3 separate regions of the Mus musculus genome follow, and all the other regions are linked to region 1. The links are chromatin loops, found by intact Hi-C in ENCODE. Cell type or tissue: left cerebral cortex. All regions are shown on one strand. Links, peaks and the distances in the headings refer to the core of each region. The heading gives the core; the rest is flanking DNA. Region 1 has its middle 18 kb from the start of Gm32322. Region 2 has its middle 18 kb from the start of Frmd6. Region 3 has its middle 32 kb from the start of Gm51973.

Evidence for each region. Hi-C counts contacts between places; a loop is a spot of excess contacts. Peaks named below come from ENCODE experiments on the same cell type or tissue, not always from the same donor. Only the 100,000 strongest peaks of a DNase experiment are listed, where the experiment ranks them.
Region 2: it touches region 1 in a loop (2.4-fold over the local background); 5 of 42 quality-filtered maps call a loop at or near these places.
Region 3: it touches region 1 in a loop (2.1-fold over the local background); 4 of 42 quality-filtered maps call a loop at or near these places.

Annotation. Positions count from the first base shown.
Region 1 is chr12:70,708,214-70,714,220 of GRCm38, reverse strand. No RefSeq gene overlaps it. Among named protein-coding and RNA genes, the nearest start is that of Gm32322, 18 kb to the right of the region's middle. In left cerebral cortex, for the core only: no CTCF peak of the experiment used is centred there; DNase peaks (open chromatin) are centred at 1,724, 2,744 and 2,928; H3K27ac peaks cover 2,189 bases.
Region 2 is chr12:70,804,119-70,810,125 of GRCm38, reverse strand. No RefSeq gene overlaps it. Among named protein-coding and RNA genes, the nearest start is that of Frmd6, 18 kb to the left of the region's middle. In left cerebral cortex, for the core only: no CTCF peak of the experiment used is centred there; DNase peaks (open chromatin) are centred at 1,954 and 3,537.
Region 3 is chr12:70,775,309-70,781,315 of GRCm38, reverse strand. No RefSeq gene overlaps it. Among named protein-coding and RNA genes, the nearest start is that of Gm51973, 32 kb to the right of the region's middle. In left cerebral cortex, for the core only: a CTCF peak has its summit at 2,933; DNase peaks (open chromatin) are centred at 2,782, 3,287, 3,586, 4,411 and 1 more place; H3K4me3 peaks cover 314 bases; H3K27ac peaks cover 2,000 bases.

The DNA of each region.
Region 1 (6,007 bases), core at 319-5,318:
GAGGGGAAAATGATACCTCTACCTCGAAGTGAGCTTCCGGTCTTCTCCCTGGCTCCTCAGACCATGCTCACTGAATCCGTGTGGAACCAAAATAGCACCTGGGTGACTGGGAACGCTCCCACAGCCGAGGAAGCTAAGGCAGCAGATTCAGGTCTAGCTAAGTTTGTAACAAACTTAGCAAGGACGTCGTCCTGACTCAGAGTTCTGCTCCATTTAGAGGCAAACTTGATCGGAAGCGACTGGAAATGTGCCCAGAAATCCTCAGAAACCCGAGGTTCAAGGCACTGTACACAGCACTACTGACCTTAGAACAGTTTGCTGAAGTCGTTTTTCTCCGTTTAAGTAGAGAGATATTTTGACATCAATAAGCAAAAAACCACAACCACAACTCAACCCAACCCAACCCAAACAACAACACCCTCCCCCTTCCAACCCCCAATCTCCTCCACCAAAACCAAGCCAGCACCAACAGCCTCATCAGGTAACTTTGACCGGACACACATTGCTGACAGGGTAGGAGGGCGAGCACTGCGTTTACAAACTTCCCCTTTCATTTTTGTTCCAGTATAAACACGTGTCGTCTCCTCTGACAAAGCATTTCAGAACATACACACAGTAAGCTATGTGTTTTCATTTTGAAATCAATTTTCTTGGATTTTTTTTTTTTTAATTGATGGTAAAATAATGACTTGACTTATTTACTCACAGGATTTGTTCCTGACTGGTGACCTACCTCCCCTAAGTGACTGAAGTGCTGTGGACATTTGCACCCTTTGGTTTAGAGGAAGGGAAAACCTAATTTACATCATCTTATTTAAACACTCTGTCCTTTCAGCTAAGCTGCACTCTGATCCAGGCCTCGTGCTAGGCTAGGTGATGGAGACTCCCGAGCTAGAACAGAGATGCCTACATAGCAGTGTTTCAGTCTCACAGTACATTACTCTGTGTGTCTAAAGGTCTCAGCACACCCAGCAGCAAAGCTCAATTCATACAGGAAGCCTAAGCCTAGTTCAATATGATAATATCCCCAAATGTAAATGGATCTCCTCTGTTGGCCAGGCCGCAGACTGTGGAGTCCCAGATGGGGTGGATGGTCCATCCCACATCAGGAGTAGCTGCAGCCCATCTCAGCCTGGGCTCATTCCTCCCTCTCCTGTCTATCACCCCCAGTCTCCCTCCTGATGTTCTAGGCTTTATCCTGCCCTCTGAACACCAGAGTTGAAGCTAAAGGAAATTCCAACTCAGAACAAAACAAAACACCGGCTGCTGCTTCTGAGATTTATGAAGAACCCCGGGTGAGAGAGCAGTAGTTGGAAGGCTCTAGACACTCGTTGAGAGGAGCCAGCACACAAAGTGTCTTCTGCCGCAGGGTTCCAAGGGAATATTTTTCTTTCTACTCACTGCAACAGCTGGTCAGGAATTTCCCTATTTGTTAGGGAAAAGGAATTTGGCAAGGAAAATCCTGCATCTCTTCCCTTCCCCCCAGCAGAAGTCAGCTGTACCTCAGGACAGGTAAAAAAGCAAAGGAGTCAGACAGTTTATTCACTTACAAATGATTCAGGGAACTGAAATTTTCTTTCTGACTTTCCTACCCCCAGGCAGGGAGTTTTGGTAGAGAAACAACCACAGAAGAGTTAACTGGCCTGGATCTCTGTGCCTCTGCTCTCCCAAGATGATCACATTCCATTCTGGAATGCAATGCTGCCGAAGGAGGCCAGATTGGTTCTGTAGGTGGTATGTGCCCCACCTACACACACCCTAGAGTTCTTAGCAAGAGCTGTTTTCCCCAAGTGTTAACTGCTCTTTCTTTCATCCAAAGAATGATTTGTTGAGTGCTCTTCATGCTGGGTATTTTGCAGGTGGCAAACCTTATATTATATAAGGAAATTATAGTGGGCAAAGACTCATAGATGCAACCTTAGTCAATGGGTAGTGCAAATGAGGGACTACGGGGAGGTAAACCAATAGAGACTCAGTATTGCAGCTGCCCCAAACCCAGGACACATAGACTGGCATAGTGGCAGCCCATGTGCTCGAGCCAAAGGATGAGCCAGAAGATCACACATGAGAGGTGAAATCCAGACAGAGGGAGCAGCATCGGCAAAATGCAGTGACAACAGCAGCTTAGCTGATAGAGAAGAATAGAGGGGAAGACAAGTCAGAGATGTGGGGCAGGGGGATGCAGTGTGAGGAGGGAGATAGGAGGAGGGAGAAAGAAAGAGAAGAGGGAGAGTAGTAAGTAATGGGGAGGGGAAGGAAAGAAGGAGAAAGAGGGAAAGAGAATGGGAGGGAGTGAGAAAGGAGGGAAGAAGAGTATGGAGAATAAGAGAGAGAGGGAAGGTAGAGGAGGACAAGAAGGACACACGAGGGAATGATCAATGTATACATGTCAACTTTACATTGCTGTGTACTAGCAGTACAATGTACAAATCCAGTAGCAACGAACATTAAAAAATTATAAAACAATTTCATTTATAACAGCATCAAGAAAGAACAAAACACTCATCAGGAGCGAATTTAACCACAGAAATTCAAGTTTAGGATGTTGAAAATAACAGGACACCATTGAAAGAATTTTCAGATATCTAAATGAAGCAGCTGGTGTTGGGGAACTGGAAGCTATAAGATGTGTTATTCAGAGACCATGTTTTAAGTCACCCCACCAACATCCCAAATTAGTTCTTTGTAGAAATTCCCAGATACACACGGAAACCCACAGGACTTAGCCAAAATGGCGTGGGAAACGAAAAATGAAGAAGACACACTTCCCAAGTTTAGAACTTAGCAAGAAGCGGCAGGAATCAAGGCACTGTGCTACGGGTAGACACATAGATCAATCAGACAGCACTGACAGGTCAGGAGGAGACAGGGCCTTTCTAATTTACAAAGGAGTTTTTCCTACAAAGGAGTTTCTGATGACAGTGCTGAGACAGACTGAAGAATAGATTTCCTGTAACAGTGCCAGCACGCCTGGGTATCCACATGCAAGAGGCTGAAACGGCTCCTCTCCTTCACATCACAATGGGGAATCATCTCAAACTATAAAGAGCCACTCTAAGTGCAATAGCCAAGACTTTCAGAAGAGAAATGCTTGACCTTGGGACAGGCAATGGCTTCTTAGCAATGACAAGAAGACAAAAACAGGAAGTTGAATGTTATCAGAACTCGGTACTTCAAATCACACACTCAAAAAGTGAAAAACAAAACAGAGAGAGAAAAATAAAAAAACCCAAAAACATTCCATAGGACAGGAGAGGATATTCTCAGATCAGAAGGCAGCCCAGAGACAAATGTAGAGCACAGATTAAATACAATTAAAGAAAAAAAAATAGATGCCTGGAGAGATGACTCAGCAGTGAAGAGCATTGGCTGCTCTTCTAGAGGTCCTGAGTTCAATTCCCAGCAACCATATGGTGGCCCACAACTGCCTGTAACAGTATCCAATGCCCTCTTCTAGTGTATCTGGAGAGAGCAAAGGTGTACTCATATACATAAAATAAATAATAAATCTTTCAAAAAAGCAAAAAAATAAGTATGCAAAGCTCACAAGCAGAAACAGACAGACTGCCCTTTGCTCTTTGCAAGAGGTAGCGCACAGTGGATCATCAACCCAAAATGTCAAGGCCTTAAGTATAAAACTCCAGAATGATAACGGAAAAGCGAGATGACCGTAGGTTCAATATCAAAGGCACAATCCGAGAAAGGAGTAGTTGATACCCTGGATCCCACAGAGATCAACACTTCTGCTCTGTAAAACACACTGTCAAAGGAGAAGACAAGCCACGGACTGGAAGAAAGTATTTACAGATGGCGTCTCCATATCTGATAAATGATTTACCCAGAATACACCAGGAACTCTCACAACAAGAAGTGAACAGCCTGGTTTTAAAAATGGGCAAAGAGCTGAGCCAGACTCCTCAGCCTGAGAAGATATAAATGGTAGATAAATGATATTTGATCTCATGCCGTTGAGGAACTGTCAATTAAAGCAACAGTGATATCACACTGAAGACTCACAATGGCCAAGATCCAAAATGACAGAAATTACCGATGAAGCCATGAAGCCCTGGGAACTCTCATGGCTGAGGGTTGGACATGAGTTGGGTGGGGTAGCGGGCTTGGGGGTTGTGGGCAGGACAGTGCAAAATCCTGCCACCACTTTGGAAGACCTTTTTAACACAGTCATATCATGCACCCAGCAAGCATAGTCCCTGATGTTCATCCAAAGGAACTGACACCATGTCTGCGTAAATACTTGAACAAAACCAGGTGGTGGTAGTGGTGCACACCCTTAGTCCCAACACTCAGGAGGCAGAGACTGTTAGATTTCTGAGGCCAGACTGGTCTACAGAGTGAGTTTAGGATAGCCAGAGCTACGCAGAGAAACCTTGCCTCAAAAAACCAAAACCAAAACCAACCAACCAACCAACCAACCAACCAACCAACCAACCAAACAAACAAACAAACAAACAACTCCTATCTCCCCCGTATCCCCCCATGCCCTGACAAAACCCAAAACAAAACAAAACAAAACAAAAACAAAGATACCCTTCAGCAGGTGAGTAGATAAACTGTGGTATATTAACATAAAGGGTATTATTATTCAGCACTAACAATAAACGAACTATTGATACCCAAAAAGACATGGAGAGAATTTAATTGTATATTCAGATCTAAGGAGGTCAATCTGAATACGTTAGGTACCATATGTGGGAAATTCAAACTACAGAGGTAGAGGAAAGATCAGAGATTGGGGAAGAGAGGAATGGACAGGTGAAACAGGGCTTTTAGGGCAGTGAAATGCTATGTATGATGCTATGAGAACTGATACTGGTAAACTCTTGGGGACTTTTGATAGTAATCTCTCAGTGTAGGCTACTGGTTCCAACAAATGTTTCACTGTTTTGGGGGCAATTGGTAGTAGTGGTGCTGTGCATCTGTGGGCACAAGGAAAATGTATACCTCGTCTCAATTTTGCTGTGAACTTAAAGTTGTTCTCAAAACTAGTCTATTTTAAGACACAATTTCCCCCCAGCACAACAAACCATTATTTATATCATAGCATCAGGTACAGTGCTCTCCCCAGAATTTTCTAGGTCAGTTTATGAATGATCAAAGTCATAAAGTAAAATACCTTTTCTAAACACTTACAAAATATGGACCAAAGGGGCTCAGAAGGTGATTCAATGGGTAAGTGTGCCTACCATGCAAACAAGAGGACCTGAGTTCAAATCCCCAGAGCCCTTGTAAATCTGGGTACTTCATGCACATTGTAATTCCAGGGCTCCTACAGTGAGAGACGTTTCCCGAGCAGCTCATCGACTGTACACAGTAGTGACTAATAAAATGACCCTATCTCAAAGAAGATAGGTCAGTACCTAAGGTGGTCCTCTGACTGCCACATGAAAGCCTCCGTCCCCCTTCCCTCCCCCCCCCCCCCCCGCGAAACGATTGACTACATATAAAGATGAAGCATTTGAGTACAACCTTTTTCGAAATGAGATATACATCATATGGTGCCCAGTGCCATCCATGCTGGTGGAAATGCAAATCGAAACTACAACGAGCTACCTACAGCTCTGCATCCATCAGATTGCTGGAGATTGAAAGGCGGAGAATAATTAGTTGACAAGGACTTGGAGAACCTGAGCCCTCATATTCTGCTGCTGAGTCTGTCAAGCAGTGTAGCCACTATGAAAAACAGTTTGGCAGTTCCCCAAAAAGTAAAACTTAGAGTTTCCATACATGCTGGCAATTTCAACCCTGAGATAATTGAAAGCAAATGTCCACACAAAGATGTGTCTATCAGTGTCCAGAGCTACATTAATAAGGAAATAGTGGAGACTGCCTAGACATCTGTCACGTGAATGGGTGAGACAAGGCGATATATGCACACAAAATGGGAGTTTATTCAGCAGTAACTGAGAATGAAGTGCTGGTCCTTGCTGTGGTATAGATGATCCTTGGTGGTTTAGCCAAATGGAAGAAGCAAGTCACCAAGAACCTT
Region 2 (6,007 bases), core at 657-5,656, 96 kb before region 1:
GTCCCTGTACCTCCATTTCTCCTCTTAGCAAAGGGGCTGTGTATTTATTTATTCTGGCTTCACTTAAATTAGGTGGATGTCTTCCAAGCATGGTAAGAAGACTATGTGCAGTCTACCATATGTGACAAGATACAAATATTTTTAAGTGATAGTTACGCATCATTTTATTGTATGAAAATGTACTTGTATATTCAGTGTGGTTATGTATTCATTTAAGTGTGGGAAAACTAAAGCAGCCCACATACATATATTAAATAATAGTAAGCATAGAGGCACTAGGCTGCAGTGTTAGCTCTTGCAATCTACTTTGCACTGGCCATACAAGCTGCCGTGCTTAGGCAAGCTCTCTTTGTTTCATTTGGGCTTTCTTCTTGGGGACAGTGTGGGCTGCACTCAGGGTCCCATGCAACCCAACCTCTAAGTCTTCTGCTCTGACATTTCATACACATGAGGACACAGAGGTGACACAGAGAGGACACAGAGTTTTAAGACTACAGAGGTTTGAACTCATAGCGCAGACTACAGGTGCCGACTTTCTCCGTCCATCCAACAATCGTTTATAAACATAAAGCAGGTGTGGAGGGGGAGAAGGCATTCAAGATACTGCTTCCGAAAGTCATTCTGCACATGGACTACCTAGCCACTTTGCTGTTAGTTCCCAGCCTTTCCGTTCCTTCTCAGGACCTTGGTTTTTAGGTCCAGATGTGAAAATTGATTAGAGTTATTATCCGTACCATTTGATTTACCATGCTCTACTTGTAAAAACACAGCATTGGTTTTTTTTATTATTATTATAATTCTATGGTTACCTTCTAATTAAGGCAGATAATTACTCACTTTCTCATTTTTTAATTCAAAGATGTGCAGCTGTGTTTGTAGTACAAACAGCAAACATATCGGAAGTAATCATCGGGAAGAGGCTGTGTTAGTGACTTGTTTAGTGAGATGGTTGATCTTCGAGCCGGCATCTGCAGCCTGCCTCACTCTGCACATCTGTGCAATAGATGGGCTTCTTGTTGCACCGTGGCTAGCTCACACACTGACATCACTGCTTTGTAGGCTCTTGATGTGGGCCCAGACTGTGATGGTCAGATAAGGTATATATAGCCTGTAACAGGCTGGACGAAACCAGTGCCTCAGCTTCCCCAACCAGAAAACCATGAAGTGTGGAGAGACAGAGAATGAGAATCAGTAGACTCCCTCCCAGCCCAAGCACCGGTCAAGTTTATTTCCTAGATTTGGAGCTAAATAAATCAGCATTTATAAATTTATCATCGAGTCTGGAGACATGGTTTGATGCTGCTCAAGAATGTGTTCTGTTTGGTACTCAACAAAGAATTCACTCAGTGTTTCTCAAACTTATAAAGGAGTTGGGGTTGCTCAGCCCATAAGATCCTCTCTTGGGACACAGTTTGGGGGCAGTTTGATCTATGCCACATCACTACCTTTATTAACCTCACAATAACAACTGTTTTAGCAGAACAACTTGAAGTTTCTCTTCAGTCCTTCCCCTCACTCTTAGGCCCCAGTGTTAGCTAGTAGCTTTGTCCAATTATTCCTCTTAGAAGGTAAGTGCTATTAAGTATACAAGATGAGCCAAGCTACAAGACTCTGCCAGAGTTGGGACTTAAACATAAAGTCCTACAATTTAAAGACTTTAATTGTTAAACACACAAATAATCCTCAATTACCGGAATCTGCGTTGGCCGTAATATCAAGAAAAAGTTACTTCCTAGTATATTACTCATATTCTTCTTCATATTCATCTTCTGTCCCTTCTCTCACAATCCCAAACTAAGCATGAACAGCCCCCGACTTGATTCTGTAAGGAATAGGGGAGCCAATCAAACCAGAGAGCCTACGGAGAGTGCCTTCGCCCCAGAGAGGCCACATAACTTCTTCCACGCACACCATCCCTTCCTAGAGCCACCACAGAGATGCCAGGTGGTGGTGGGTGGCAGTGACATCAGTAAAAGTTCTTCCTACCCGAGGGAAGCAGAACTATTACTCAAAAAAAAAAAAAAAAAAGTACCAGTTTAATTCTGGAGCCTCTTGGTTTCTCACCTTGGGTGGTAAAAATGGCTCTACGGCTTTTCTCCTGCACTAACTGGGCAATGAAAATGTCTTCACAAGCAGAAATCCCACTCCTCCACATTCCCCCCCCCCCCCAGAGCCTCCAGCTGGACTCTCCGTCCTGGGGGCTTGAACTCTGCATCACGTTCGACATCAGAGAGTGGAAGTGAGAAATCCCGCACCACAAGATAACTGCTGTCTATGGGAGGGATGATAATAGGCAATTGAGAAGCCCAGAGCAGAGTTCCCTCAGTTGACATTTACATGTGCTTTCCATTAAAGTCCCCCTGATCCTTAAGATTGTCCTGCTCTGTTTGTTTGTTCTTGGCATAGTGAATTCCAGCTTGGAACTAAATGCTGTAGGATTGAATCTCAGCTTCCCTCGCTATCTGTGTGACCTTTTGTGATTTAGCTGACCTCTCTGTGCCTGGGTTCCTTCACTTGGAAAATGATGATTATAACAACACTCTCTTAGGGATTATAAGTTTTGTGTTGTGGAATGTGGAAATGTTCATCTCCGACTTTCATCCAATCTCATCATCTGAGAAGAAAATCAAGAACAGACTATTTCCTTGATTCTGTTTTCTTTGAAATAACAACACGGGCTGTAAGAATCTTATGTTGGTGTGTAGAAACAGAGCAGGCCTTCCATAGAGAAGCAACTGACCAGACTGCAGGGGGAAGAACCTGCCTCCAGCGTCTCCTGTCCCCCTTAGTCTCTGATTAAGCACACTTTTTTAACCTGTGTGGTGTCATGTTGATGAATGGCTGTGTGCCACTGTACAGGCTTGCGATCCCACAGGGTGAGTATCATTAAAAAGACAGACACAAAGACTTGCAAGGCTATGGAGCATCTAGAACCCTCCTCATACCAGACTAGCAGGAAATCAAGTTAAACCTATGATATCATCCAGCCAAAGCCTGCCTGTCTGTCTGTCTGTCTGTCTCTCCCTTCTTCCCTCCCTCCCTCCTTCTCTCTCTCTTTCTCTCTCTTTCTCTTCCTTCCTTTCTTTCTCTCTTCCTCTCTTTCTCTTTCTCTCTCTCTTTCTTTCTTTCTATTTTTTTTGAGACAGGGTTTTTCTGTGTAGCCCCAGCTATCCTGAACTACCTCTGTAGACCAGGCTGGCCTTGAACCCAGAGATCTGCCTGCCTCTGCCCATGGAGCACAGTGATTAAAGGCATGCTCCACCACCACCCAGCTTGTGTGAGTATTCTTAGGGGCATCATTAACAATGCCAGTTGGAAAGGGAAGTCTACTCAGAATAAAAAGAGCACATAGCTGACACTATGAATGAACTTTAAAGCTGCTGTACTCAGTACAAGAAGGGAGAAATAAATGACAGAACACGAGTTCATGAAACCGGAATGGAAACAGAGTATATTAGAGTCTGCCACGGCTTTCAGTAAGAGACAGGACTGACTAGAACACAGTCATGGGGCACATCTGCAGGATATTGGAGTTGTTCCCAAACTGGATTGTGGTGGTAATTATACAACTCTAAGAAGTTTCTAGAACATTGCCTTGTGTAAATGTATGATGTTACAATTATACTTCCAGTTGCTCAGAATGTCTTATGCGCTTATCATTCATAACGTCCTCCTTATCAGTTGTATCTGTCATCCGAGCAGTGAGCGAGCTCACCATCATCTTGTCTTCCTAGAAGTGGACACTCTCCATCTTCCAGTTACTTTCTAGCTCTGCAGGTAATGACTCACGGGCTGCAGCCTTTAAACTGAGTTAAGCCCAGAGCGGCAAGAGAAACAGAGACAGAGTTGAGTGATAACTAAGCTCAAAAGAAAGGACACAGGGAGCAGAGAGCTGCCAGAGCCACTCCTGGTCTTTAACATCAGTCTGGAGATGGCAGAGCAGGTGCCACCTGGCCTGCTTTTTGAGTCCCGGTACCCACCATGTCTAGATGGCACTTCCTATCTTGGCCTTACAGCCTCTCTCTGTCCCCTCCTACCTTTGATTTGCTTTGCTTTGCAATGATCCTCTACGGTCCAGGCTTTTTCATCTGCTGCTCCTCAGACACCCGTGCACAGGAGTGTCTTATCTGGAGAGACCTTCTCATGTGGCTTAGTTTCTCTGTGCCACATCTGAAGCTTATGAAATGTCTTTCTAGGCCTTACAAATACACCTAAGCTGGGAGCTGGGACTATTCATTTGTGATGAATGTTACAGCAGGAAATAAATGTGGTTGAGAGTCTCAAAGAATAGTGAATGGAATCTAGCAAAGGACTCGACTTTGGTCATGCCTTCTTAGGACTTTATCCAGTCTCAGTTTCTTGTTTCTGTCTTTTGGAGGCAAGGTCTCACTGTGTAGCTCCAGCTACCTTGGAACTCACAGAAGAGATCTTCCTGCCTCTGCCTCCCGAATGTCAGGATTAAAGGCACAGGCTACCAGGCCCCACCAGTCTCAGTTCTTCCAAGTACAATTGTTAAGAGATCCTGAGTGCTGGGCATGGTGGCACACGCTTTAATCCCAGCACTCCGGAGGCAGAGGCAGGTGGATTTCTGAGTTCGAGGCCAGCCTGGACTACAAAAGTGAGTTCCAGGACAGCCAGGGCTATATAGAGAAACCCTGTCTCAAAAACAAAACAAAACAAAACAAAACAAAACCAAAAAACAAAAAAACTCCAAAAACCAAAACTAAACCAAACCAAACAAAACAAAAAAACAAAAACAAAAAACAACAAAAAAAAGAGAGATCCTGAGCTCTGTGTGGTGCAGATAGATCCACACAGTACTGAGGGTGCAGGGTGTGTTGTTTGTTTGTTTGCTGTGCTGGCCCTTGAAGTCAAGGCCTTGTATATATGAAGCAAGTGCTCTACTGCTGAGCTACACCCAGCCCACGTGGGTATAGTTCCAAAGACAAGAAGAATAGTCAGAGAGTGTGTGAGTCATCTAAACATCAGCCCATTTGGCATACAAATGCAGCCTACTTAAAGTTGAAAAGGTCCCGCAAGCCTACCTGGGATAATTGGGATTTTGAACTATGTGAGCCTTTTACCATAAGGAGCTTATAGTACTTTGAAAATTATAGTTGATAATTATCAAGCAGTCATGATGGCCCCAGACCTTGCTTAATCTTCACCAAACCCTACATAGTGTGTACAGCAATTATCCCCATTTTTGTAGATGTGAGAAACGAGACCTCACAAGGGTTCTCTGCTCGGGGTGGTAGCTGATAGCACAAGCAGGATTCAAGCCCAGTTCTTTCTGACCCTTAAACCATTGTCCTTTGTCACTCACTGCCTGGTGCATCCAACTAAACCTCACAGTGGTAAATGTCTTACAAAAGAGTTACTCTCATTGGAGATGGGAGGCCAGGAGAGGACAAAGGAATGTATCCCTTAGAGAAGAGTGGGGAGCAAGGTTCTTTGTAGATCTCTGTCCTTGGCTACATCCTTCTCCCAGCCCCCACCCCATATTAGCTTGTCACCCATTGATCACCAGCTCACCAGACTCTCTGAACCAACACACTCACCCAGCTCTCAGCTGTAGGTCATCAAGTCAACCGGAATAGTTCAGACTTTGCCTTTGCTGGAAATCACTGGTGCAATTGAAAAGAAAAAGACCATTTTTGTGCAGGATATCGGGTAACTGGAACTAGTAAAGAAACAGCTTTGTTCGGCTTACATTTAATGCAAAGATCTATCCCACTGCAGAAGGATAAAAGATTGGAGGTAAAGACGATTATCACCCAGCGCATCTCTGCATAGATTCTAATTAACCAAAACTGGTCATGTGACTCAAGGTAAATTGTTACATGGCAAATTCCTTTAATATCTCCCCTTGATGTGTCTTAGAGTTTGTTTTAATTTAACATCATACCAGAGTAGCCTGGGGAGAATGATAAATCCTGACAGTGAGTGAGTGATTGGCAGAATAAGTTTCCTGGAAACCTTTCCTTATGAAGATGTGCCTGGTGCT
Region 3 (6,007 bases), core at 732-5,731, 67 kb before region 1:
GTCCAAGTTTTGGTTCAGAATTTGTGTTCATAATATGACCTCACCCAGAAGAGCTGGCTAGCGCTTTGATGGTGCTATCAGAAGTTAATTCCATTCATTAGGGTTCTCCGTCATGACTTTATGATTTCCCTAAAACATCCTCTTGTCTGGCATGCTGTCACCTTGGGAATTAAAATTTCAACACATGAATATGCTTTGTGATGGGACACAAAAATTTATATTACCAAACTGATAGAGGATTCCATATCTATCAACTGTTTTGATACACCATACTTTATACCATATGATTAGACATGTAGTTTTGTTCTGTGTGTATAGTAACAGAGGATGAACAGCTCTTTAAATATTTCTACACTTTAATACTCTGAAAAGGAAGAAATATTATGTGCTAAGTGATATTTATGAATGTTATAAAGGCTGTTCAACTGAATGTGTTAAAACTGAAAAGAAATAATACTTTGCCATACTCCAGGAGTTGATGGAATTTTTTTTTGAAAAGGGAAGGTATTTCAGTATTTACAAATAAGATCTCTGATAAAACTGTTCAAGTCTACCATCATAGCACAAAATCTGCCGTAGAAAAGACATACATGAACCAGGGAGACTGTCTCAATAAAACTTTATTTATAAACACTGAAACTGAATTCCATAAAGTTCTTATATATGTCATAGAATAATATTCTTCTTTTAGTTTTTTCAATCATTCAAAGACTGCAAAAAGTCCTCTTTATGTGTGGATCACTATAGCAAGTGGCCCACTCATACTGCAAATTATCCATTCATACTAATGAGGTAATAATATACCTGTATCTAGCCACAGACCAAGCCACAGAGTTAGTAAGGATTCTCTCTTCATCGTTCTTTGTTCTGGACTTGACACCCTACACCCACACCCACTCACGTCCACACCTACTGTCCCCAAGCCTTTCCATAGTAGGTGGGTCATCCTTCCCAGGTTCCCAGGTTCAAAAATTGTCTAGCATGAAGGCACACACTTGTAGTCTCAGGAGGTTAAAAGCTAACTTGGTCCAACCTGTCCCCTAAGAACCACCTTGCACAGCTGGGAGTGGTAGCACAGGCCTTCAATCTCAGCCTTCAGGAGCAGAGGCAAGAGGACAGCTCTCTGTGACCAGCCTGGTCTACATAAAGTTCTGGGTCAGCCAGAGCTACACAGTGAGATCTTATCCCCAAAGCAAACTAAAATAAAATGACAAACATGACTTTTCTTTTCCTTAGTCAGCTCTGTTTCTTGGAGTATCTAATTATCTTTCAGGAAGTCATTCACATCAAGGAGTGACTGGTAGGGACCAGCTATCGTCTGGGAGTTTCCACTCTAAGAATATGTAGTTATGTAACTAACTGGATGTTGAAGAAGTCCTTTTTGAGCACAGGATATCCAGCTGTTTATCCAGGAAGGTGATTTTGATGCTGTGAGTCTGGTCAAGAAGGTTAAGATAATTCCGCTGCCAACTGTTTAGCCAGGGCAGCAGAGCACTAGTGATATAAAGGAAAGGCCAAGTTCAAATCACAGCTGGGCAGTGGTGGTGCCTGAACTTAATTCCAGCACTCGCAGAGGCAGGGGCAGGTGAATCCTTGTGAGTTGGAGGCCAGCCTGGTCTACAGAGCGAGTTCTAGGACAACCAGAGCTATACAAAGAAACCCTGTATCAAAAAACCAAAACAACAGAGAGAGAGAGGGAGAGAGAGAGAGAGGGAGGGAGGGAGAGAGAGAGAGAGTGTCTGGGACAATTCTCTACACACTGTACCTTGGGGACCTTGGTTTCATATCCCCAACTTAAGTGGTAGCAGACAACATTAAAAAATTGCCAATATTCAACATGCATGGTACCATGTGAACTAGTGGCTATAACCGTGTCCTCTTGTAGAGCTGGCAGGAGTGGATATAGTCTAAGACACTCTTGCTCCCTTCTCTTTGGCTATTAGATTATTGAATCACTGGAATCCAGGATGTTAGACCTTCCCTAGGCATCTCCTGCTGGAGAGGGAAAACCTGAAGCCCAGGGGCCAGCCAGAGGAGGAACTTTTCCCCTGGAGAAAGGTTCACAAGTTGTTAGATGATTACTGGTGAGACGTGAGCTGAGACAGTGGTGGGCGGGGATGGCCTCTGGGCCATGTATATCTCTTGGCTTCTGTTTGAACCTAACTCTCCTGTTGCCCCTCTTCTCAGTGTGGCCACATGCAGAATATCCCCCTTTTCTGCTTTTCATTATTCATGTTTATATAAATTGGGTTATTGAGGTTAGGTGGCTGGATCTGGCTTATTGGGGCACTCTCCTGTGAGCCTAAGTCTGATAACATTGTCCACTTTGCTTAGGCAAGGTGGGGTGATGGGAAAAGGTTTCAGCCATGCCACTGACAGGAAGATTCCGGGATGACTCACTCAGTGGAGGACAGCTGCTGGGGAGGAGAGTGGGAACGGTTTTTCTCTTTACTTTAGTGCTTTTTTGGTGACTAACTTTTCAGAGTCATAAAGTGAGTAAATCATTTCTTCCTTTTCAAAAACATTAGCATATAGAGATAAAGTGAAGTAGACTCCAGTATCGTGGATAATGGCTTTACAACATCCTCAGGGGCCATTGCTTTTATCCAAGTGTCCCTATTTCATGGCTTTACATGTGCATAAATGATCAAAGAAAAATTCTTTTTTTTTCTTCTTTCATTAAGCAGCAACCCAAGCTTGGAGGCAGTTCTCGAACCTTTTAGTAAATTTGCAGAGATTTGTCAGGCTCTGAAGTAAAGATTTGAAACTTCTGCAAGGATGCACTCACCCTTGGGGTTGGGGGTGGGGTGAGCTACCCAAAATGAGGCTGCAAGTTTCCTTCCCAGAAAGACATTTTAAACCCAGGGCAAGAAAATGCCTCTCTAAGTTGTCAGGAAAAGGTAGCCCTGGGGCACCCAGTGCTTCCACCTAGGGGCTTTGAGCCAGATAACTTTCCCCAGCCATGAGATTTCCTTGGGTGTGGGGAGTACTAGGAGTGGGGGTGAAGAGAAGCTTGAAGCTTCACATCTGCGCACCCCAGTTACTTCAGGAAGTCAGGGGTGAAAATACACCTTATCTCTATGTTCTAAAAATGGCTGCCAGATAGCTTTTTCTTTAATCACTCAATTTTCATTTCAAAGCTAAGTGTTAATAGGTCATTACAATAATATGCAAATTACTAACCAGAATACTGGCAACTGCTGCTTCTGCCAGCCCTTGACATTGCTCTCTTCATCTGACCATAGTTCCACTTCAGCTGGCTCTCTGCCTTTGGCCATGGCCAAGGTTTGATGATTCAGAGAAAGGCACACTGCTTAGCTAATTAAAATCTATACTTTTTTTAAATTATTATTTTAAAGCAAAACACTTTTTCCTCCTTATATTGTCAGGCAAGGTTGAATGAATACAACTCTCTTTGTGAAAAAGCTAAAAATAAATTCTGGGCTTAGATGTTATAGATGAAATTGCTGCTTTAAATTCTAAATTGCAGAAAAATAAAGGCTTCCTGGTGAGTTTGTGACTTAGCTGGGGAGGAGTAGGCGCTCTGCTGTTACTGCAGCCCTTGCAAACCGAGCAGAGCATGGGGGCTTGAGGAAGACCCAGAGCCCTTGTGCTAAAGAGCAACAGAAAGCTATGCTGCCTTCGGGGATTGTAATTCTACATCTATCCCAGCCTTCCCTACCCTGCCTGCACCACCCTGCAAGAGTCAAATGGATTTCTTTAGTCAATGGCAAGGGAGTATTGTGATTCCTGTTGATAAGTAAAGTATGTGCCAGTTCCTCGTGTTCTTCTGAAATACGGTACAAAATGGAGAAAAAGAAGTCAAGCCCCCAAGATTCTGCACATCTTTGCTGCCGACTGTAGTAATTGTCTGGGTCCAGGGCATCAATTCCCCTTGGTAATTCAAAGGAGGGCTTTCTGAAAGGGGGAAGAGAAGCAAATGTGTTTTCTTTTTTTGTAGTTTTTGGGGAGAAATCAGAATGTTGTAATTAAAACTTAGAAAATCAACAGTGTGACTTTGGATTTATAAAGTTCAAGTTTGTGATTTCAAGCTTTCTGCTAACTCTGTAGGAGCCTGAATTAGATGGCTGGAGATTGGTCGCTGATCCGAGAAAGGTAGAGATTACCGGTTCTCCATCCCAACCTGGGAGGACCTGGGGCCTTGGTCTGACATCACACCACTCAGAGGTTAGATTAGTTTTCAGAGGGCACGGAGGGCAGAGAAGTCAGAGGATCTCAAAAACATTTGCTTCTGCATTTAAGGAAAATAATTTACCCTGGGAAGTTGTCATCATTCAGGACCTGACCACTGGGTCAAGCCAGAGTGGCGGAGGAGGCTGTACTGCCTCGGAGAAGTGGCAGGGTGCCAAAGGGGCTGCCAGAGCCTGACTCGAACGCTGTGCCCACATAGCCCACCCACTGCATCTGGGTTGTTCTTAGGGCGCTTGCGCACTAACTATGCAGGGTCTAGGTTTGGCTCTGGGGCCGTGCTCTCGCTGTCTACAGTTGCTGACATGATTTCTGTCTGGGGTCTGTGTGCTCGCTGTCTACAGTTGCTGATGGGATTGCTGGCTGGGGTCTGTGCGCTCGCTGTCTACAGTTGCTGACGGGATTTCTGGCTGGGGTCTGCTGTTTTGGTTTGCTCAGCTGATTGCTTTCCTCTATATCACAAAGCTATTTTCTCTCATCTCTCTTTTTAATGTGTTCATTGCCAAGGATCGAAAATGGGAGCATTTTCTGCTGGAGAGAAAGCCTTGGAGCTATAAAATGGCTTCTTGTTCTTTCTTCAAATTCCATATGAAAAACAAACAAAACAAACAAACAAAGTCGGGAGAAGGCGGCAGCTATCTGCTTCCAGAGTCAGCTCTGTTCCCAGGCCTGTTTCTTCCTACACTCCAGCAATGTTTCCAGGACCAGATTACAGCTGGTCCCCATGCTGGGCTAGCCCAGAGAATGCTAGCGGACCTGGGAACTGTGTACTTAGAAGCAGAGCTTCTTAGAAACTTGTTTTAGCATTTCTTCTCTCATTAATCTTTCTGATGTACATCTTACTGTATGCATAGAATGTTCTAAGTAGCCCCCATTCCAGAGTTCATCTACTCCTTACACAATCCTCTAAATTAACCCTTTATCACCATTGTACAGACCAGGAAAAGGCACAGAGAAACCCAGCCATTGTCCAACGCAACCCCACAGCATGGGGAATGCTGTCTTTCCTTTGTATGACTCCTGTATTCCAGCCAAACATGAGCCCTAGTTCTTCTGTCCCACGCCTGTGCTCATATCTTTTCTCTGTGCTGGTAAGTCCTTTTGTTAGTTCTATATTGTCTGAATGCTATGTAACTTTTCATGGTCAGAGGCAGACACTGCCTCCCCCAGATAGCCTCTACTGATTGCCTTCAGCCAGAGTCATTCTCCTTATCCTAAAATGGCAAAGCACCCAGTTTACCGTGGAGCTCAGGGCTACATTCTTCCCTAGAGTCTAGTGCTGTGCGCATGCGCAAACCTGATCTTTGTAAACACAAGCTAAACTTTCCCTGAAGGCTCTGTGCCTTCGACCTCACCCACCTCCCTCCGTACCTGGCTGAGGCCTTGGACTTTTAGACAGTTCCTGTTGCTGAATTTATCACATGACAGGCACCTACACACCGTAAGGCGATTCTTCCCCTTGAGCAACGGAGTTTGATACACATTGCAATTAGGCTCTTATAAAAATGCTTATTATGAAATAAATATATTTCTATATCTTAGTCAGAAACTACCATTTTTCCCAAGGGGCAAGGCACTGTGTACTGTGCAACAAATCTAACCTGAGTAGCTCAAGTGTAGGATGTGACGGTCATAACAGGGCATTGCTTCTTTGTTTCTTCTTTTGGAGAAAGGGTCTCTCTGTGTGTATGCCTGGCGGTTCTGCAACTTGTTACTTAGCCTGGAACTCCGAGATCCACCTGCCTCTGCCTTCCCACATACTGAGATTAAAGGCATGCCCCACAGAACCAGAGTTCTC